Linked DNA regions of Homo sapiens: region 1 is linked to region 2. A link is a contact called in ENCODE Hi-C or POLR2A ChIA-PET data. All regions are on one chromosome and are shown on one strand. Each heading gives the region's core, a stretch centred on a gene start or an enhancer-like site at or near the end of the contact. The rest is flanking DNA. Distances are from core to core; before and after follow the strand shown. Region 1 overlaps LINC01331 (long intergenic non-protein coding RNA 1331). Region 2 holds the start of LINC01331 (long intergenic non-protein coding RNA 1331).

Region 1 (3,274 bases), core at 336-2,835, 90 kb after region 2:
AGGCACTTGCTGGGTATCAGTGCCTTTCTCCTTCCCATAGCACAAATATGGCCCCTATTCCTGTCTAAGCCTTCCCACTCGTGCTGTTTCTTTCACTTGGATGCCTTTCCTTCTCTTCTTCACTATTTAAATTCTAGCCATCCTTCAAGGCCAGCTCATATTTTGCTTCCACAATGCAGCTTTTCTAGATGACTCCGAGGGACAATTTCTCCTTTTTCCAAATTCTAGTATATTGAAATGATACGCCTTCAGTATTTAATACTTTTGAATATGCTTCTTTGCTTAAATTTCTAATAACAGCCACTATTTAGTGACTACTTACTGTGCATCAGGTATGTAACAAGTGCTTGCCACATATTCTCTTGTTTAATTCTCAAGATAACCTTATACTGCAGGCACTGGCATACCCATTTATATTTCACAGATGAGGGAATTAAGGTCCAGAGAGGTTAAGTGTGTGTGATGATCTTTTAACGAAGACGTATATTTGGAATACCTCATGATACATCTCTCCTTAGTATTCTGTTTCTCCTCCTTCACCCATAGCCTTTCTTCTTTTAAAGTTGAGTGTGAGTTTCGTTGGCCTGTGAGGGAGATGAAAGGGACAGCCTGGAATACGGGATTTAGTGCATCTCCTGGGTTCCTTCCTGGCAGTGGCACATTCCATGGTAAATAATGTCCACTACTCACTTTCCCAGCCTCCTTTGTAGCTTGGCATGGGCAGGACAGTCAATTCAGATCAAAGTGACCCGAGGACACATTGCTGAGAGCTTTTGTGAAATAGGTCCTTCCTGATGAAAAAAGGGTCTCATGAGCAGAAACTTCTTTTTTTTTTTTTCTATCCTTATTTGGATACTGAAAAGGGAGGCCTTGTTGCCACAGCCACCCTGTAGCCATTGATGAATCTCAGATGTATTATGCCAAGTCAAAGAAGCCAAGGCTACATAATGGATGATTCTATGTATCTGTCATTCTTGCACGGGCAGACCCTCAGAAAGCTTGAGGAGCACTGGCCTACACAACGGTTTCCTTTAACTGCTGCCCCAACTTCCATTCCCACTTAGATTTATAGCCAAGATGTCCCAGTGTCCTTCGTGGGAGCCATCACTACTCACCTTTCACTAAAAGGACTCCCAGGCTGCATTAGGAAGGCAGAATTAGCTCATACCTGATTAATCAAAGAATAGCTTTTTTAGCTCTCTCTGTATGGTAAATAAAAAGCATTCTCAGAAATTTAATACAAAGCTTTCTTTCTTTTTTTAAATCTTTGAACAATCGAGCTTGTAATTTTTCTTCCCAGTATGTTCCAAATCTCTCTGACTGCTGGAGAAATTGGATAACGATTCCCTTCTCTCCTCATTTTATCACATATTGTTTTGTTCCAAATAGTTGGAAACAGCTGGATTTTTCATTAATCTGTGGGAAACTTGGAAATTGCCAAAGGCTGGCGACCAACTTAGATGTGTGAAATGCGACATTGAGTTCCGGAAGAGACAGCATTGCAGCTCACACGGTATTGGTTCACGGCCTCCTGCAGAGGGATGTTTGGCAGGAGGGGGTATCGTGCTTATCGGGGTGGTCATGCTCTCATTTCTGGGAGAGAAAGTGAGGTCTCAGCTCCCATGCTGGCACCTGAATAATTAGGCCAATCCTCATGTTGGCGTGAGAATAACTAACCCATGTTGACATCGTAACCTAGTACTGGTGGGAAGGACTCAATATTGTTGGAAAGTACATTTCATCACAGGGAGAATAATCGGTTATTCTTGGCACTGCTGAGTTTGTTCTGAAATTGAGGCTAACTCACAAGGAAGATAAGCACGCTTCTCCACTCCCTCCTTCTGTAATGCTTTAGGCTCTATGAATTTATCAGCTCATAACACGGTGTAGTCATGATTGCTAGGTATGTTGATTTGAGAGTCTGTGTGATCCTGTTGAGTTGTCTGGAAATTCAGTAATTCTATTATCTAAGAATGTTTCCAAAAATGGCAAGAGGCTACATAATCTATTTTAAATGTAAGTGACCATTTTCCTGATCTATCAAGAAAGGATAATAGTGGTGTAAAGTTGAGAAATCAGACAGAAATGGTTAATTGAATGTTTCCCTGTCTTTGAGGTGGTATTCAAACAAACTCTAACCAAGGCCCCATACCTTTCTGTCCCTATCTTTTTTTTTTTTTTTTTTCTGAGATGCAGTCTCACTCACTCTGTTGCCCAGACTAGAGTGCAGTGGCACGATCTGGGCTTACTGCAACCTCTGCCTCCCAGGTTCAAGTGATTCTTCTGCCTCAGCTCCTGAGTAGCTGGCATTATAGGCGTGCACCATCACATCCGGCTAATTTTTGTATTTTTAGTTGAGATGGGGTTTCACCATGTTCCCTGGGCTGGTGTTGAACTCCTGACCTCAAGTGATCCTCTTGCCTTGGCCCCCTAAAGTGCTGAGATTACAGGCGTGAGCCACCGTGCCTGGCCACTATCATAGATATGAAATTCTTTCTTTTTTTTCTTTTCTGGAATTCAAGTGACTTTTAAAAAGATGGGAATTTATTAGAAAGATATGGCGTATGTCAATGGAAGCTGAGGGCAAGCATCTGGAGGGACATATACAGTTGGATAATTACTCTGTCTCACTGGGGCCACGTTTTCTCTCATCTCTGACTCTCTCTGCTGGCCTATTCCTTCTGCCTCTTACCAGAACACTCCCCTTTATTTTCTTTTGAACTTGCATGGTTGCCCCAACTGCAACTTTACATCACTTCCCAGTTTTAGCACCCAAGAGAGACTGGCAAGACCCCTGAAGCCCCCCTGCGACACCCTCTATTTCCAAGTGCAGTTTTTTTTTGGGCCTAGGCTTGACTTGGATGCTCACTTCCGATTTAAATGACACGACTTGAGGCCAGAGTCCCAGGACCTGCTGTTCAGTCAGAGGGGTGGGGGGATCACACTCTCTAAAAGAGACATGGCAGGCAGGCAAATTAACCACAAGCAAACTCGCTACACTTCCCTGTAAATATCACAGTTACAAATATAAAATACTAAATGATGAGAATATTAAACACTGTTCAGAAAGAAAAATAGATTCTAATACAGCTTTGCTTTCTACCCCAGCAGCCGAAACAGATTGAGTGAATCAAGAGGGATCTGCAGACTGTATCAGGTGACCCCAGAAAGAAGGGACCCCAGAGTCTGTTTCTATCCACATTGACTCTGCAGTCACTCACCAAGCTGAATTCATCAAATAAGCTAAACCAGTTTAGTATGGCCATGGTATTCC
Region 2 (2,877 bases), core at 109-2,608:
TGTATATACCAAAGCAGAGAAATTTCTCTGAAATGATGGTCGTGGAGAGTAGTACCAATGATGAGAGAAGTTAGGAGTAGAACCCAGAGCCAGTCTGTCCCTGCGTGATGGGTACCGGGGGAGATCCCTCCTACTGTACCACCGTTCTGCAGTCACACTACTTCCTCATTAGAAAAACGCTTTCTCAGTGGCAGGGGAAGGGTTTAAACGCTCCAGAATCTGAGCTGACAATGGGATGTTGTTGCAGGTCAGAAGTGAGAGATAAAAACAAAGATAATAAAAAGGATCAATGCCCCTAATTTGTTGATTGGCTCTCTGCCCCAGCTAAACACTCAGCCAACACCCAGGGAAACTGGGCCACAGTTAACTGGGCATTTGGGCCAGAGGCACTAAGAGGTGTTTATTATTTAGTAGTGGATTCCTGGCTGGGCACGGTGGCTCACGCCTGTATTCCCAGCACTTTGGGAGGCAGAGGTGGGCAGATTGACTGAGGTCAGGAGTTCGAGACCAGTCTGGCCAACATGGTGAAACCCCGTCTCTACTAAAAATACAAAAAATTTAGCTGGACATGGTGGCCTGTGCCTGTAATCCCAGCTACTCGGGAGGCTGGGGCAGGGGAATTGCTTGAACCAGGGAGGCGGAGGTTGCAGTGAGCTGAGATCACGCCACTGCACTCCAGCCTGGGTGACAAGAGTGAAACTCTGTCTCAAAAAAAAAAAAAAAAAAAAAAAAAGGTGGATTCCTGAGAAGTCCAGTGTGGTGCTGCTTGACTGTTGTCCTAGCTACTTGGGAGGCTGAGGGAGTATCCCTTGAGCCCAGGAGTTTGAGTCCAGCCTAGGTGACATAGATTCTGTCTCTAAAAAAATTTTTTTTTAAATTGTTGGATTCCTATGTCCATAAGGAAGACTTCAGGAATGACAAGCTTGCCTCCTAATTTGGCTCCTCCTGAAGATACAGTATGACCTGCTTTACTTTGGGTTTAACATCCTATAATTACTGTCAGATGAAGAGAGACAAAGATTCACTGTATTTCTTACTAGTTTCTTTTTTCTTTATTTTTACCTAAAACATAAGCTGAAAAGCAGCAGAAAAAGAAAGACCCAGTACTTCAGACTAGCAGTGGGGCAAAACCCCCACATTTAAAAAGAAATACTAGTTTATTATGTTTGGGGTTGGAATCACCAAGAGACCAATTAACACCTTATTTTTAGGATTAGCCATTCTGGTATTTGCAGATAGTTTCTTAAACAGGACTGTTTGGAGTTCACACTGTAGGAGTAAGTGAAGTGTTGATAAAAGAGATTCCAGAACAAATAAAGATTTCTACAGTAAAAGCTGGGGAGGTGTGTAGGGCTCCAGTCTTTGGGTTCACAGCTTGGCTCTACATTCATTGCTGGAGGAATCCAAGCCTCACAAAAGACCGCTTTTAAAGAAAAACTCTATTTTTCTTAGAAGAACTAGGTAAGTCTAGTTTTTCTCTGAAGTTTGTTTTGTTACGTGTCTCTGTTACCACCATCCATGCAGTTCTGGGGGCCTGCATTTCCCAGGATTTGTAGCTTTCGGCTGAATTGAAAGTTTCTAGCTTGGGAATCAAATCTTTGTTGTTCTTGCTTGCAACTCGTTGTTATTTTAAATTGCTTGCATAATTGCCAAGGTAATTTGCATTTAGAAGAGATTGACTGCATTTTCTTTACCCATCCTTTGCTGTATTCGTTTGGTAAGCTTTTAAAGAATAAGTTTTGTAACGGGGAAGGTGGAGGTCAGATATTGAGGGTCAATTTGGTGTCTCACTCAGAACCTGCCTCTCTGCAGCATTAATGTGGTTTCTCTATGCTGTACTTTCCCACTGCCATCTCCTGGGGAAATAAGGCGGGGGGCTTCTTTCGAAGAATCTATAAAGATTAGATTAATTACTGGCCCACAATCCCATTATGTGAACTCACAGAGCCAAAGAACATTAAAGCTGGCAGAGAATAATTTAACCTTATTTTATAGATGAGGAAACTTGGGCCCAGAGAGGAAAAATAATCCCCCTACTTCTCCCACAGTCTCAAAGCTAATTACCAGCAGAACTGGAACAGAAACCAGGTCTTTTGATTTCTAGATTAGGATTCAACAAGTATTTAACTCATTAATTAGAATTTTCCTAGTTCCAACCTGGATGTCTTTCAGAATGGGTGGCTCAATTTTTATGTTTGCTGTTAAGATTCCCTCAGGGCTGCCTGGCTAATTTTATTACTATTTTGATTTTACTCAGTCAACATTTCAGAAATTTGCAGTCTTCCCATCATCTGTGTCAGAACTATCTGTTAAAAATGCAAATCTCTAGCCTTTTCCAATCTTCAGAATCCGAGTCTCTTAGAGTGCCCCCAGGATCTGCATTTTAATAAGCTTCCTTGGAAGAGTCCAAGGCACTTGAGAACAATTTTACTTGGCTCAAAGTCAAGTAAGTTAATACATTTTGTCGATTTAAAATGTTAACGTTTTGGAAATCAGGTGGCACCTTCTCATCAATGGTCAAGTAGGAAAAAAGTTGTTTTTTACATAAATGTTGTATCTGATAATCAATAGCGACTTAGGAGTTGAGGCCATGTTAAATTTCTCTTTTAAATCCTTTAGTTACTAAAAAGCAAAAACTTAAATTTGTATCTGAATTCAATTTCATGGCATTTGATTCTTTAGTGCTTAAGTTCTTCTTTAGTAGCAAAGAAAAAATATTGGGAAATTTTATTTTTTCAGGCCATGGGCAGCCTTTACTGAACCGTTATCTCCACAACTCAAGTCCTGTTCTACAGATTTTTCAAGACTGTTCATTATAAGACTCTGCCTTCTATTTTATAGTTTTTACTTTCTGAGATTACCTCTAAATTTTCATGC

What was found. Hi-C counts contacts between places; a loop is a spot of excess contacts on that map. ChIA-PET counts read pairs that join two places held with the same protein, here RNA polymerase II (POLR2A). Pooled maps may share reads with other maps.
Region 1: a pooled map shows a loop between it and region 2 (2.0-fold over the local background). The contact joins the enhancer-like site here to the promoter of LINC01331 in region 2. A Hi-C loop is called at or near these places in 3 of 168 maps with a recorded cell type or tissue (A673, endothelial cell of hepatic sinusoid and vagina) and 2 of 50 pooled maps. POLR2A ChIA-PET finds 5 or more read pairs at or near these places in 1 of 52 experiments (A673).

The regions. Positions count from the first base shown.
Region 1 is chr5:74,445,367-74,448,640 of GRCh38, reverse strand. All of the region lies in intron 2 of LINC01331 (long intergenic non-protein coding RNA 1331), which reads left to right. Among named protein-coding and RNA genes, the nearest start is that of LINC01331, 90 kb to the left of the region's middle. Within about 2 kb of position 1,585, at least 3 of the 41 ENCODE cell types and tissues checked have a DNase peak (open chromatin) inside an H3K27ac peak, as active enhancers do.
Region 2 is chr5:74,535,254-74,538,130 of GRCh38, reverse strand. LINC01331 (long intergenic non-protein coding RNA 1331) reads left to right here and starts at 1,358. Exons shown (of 4, transcript NR_197436.1): 1 at 1,358-1,461.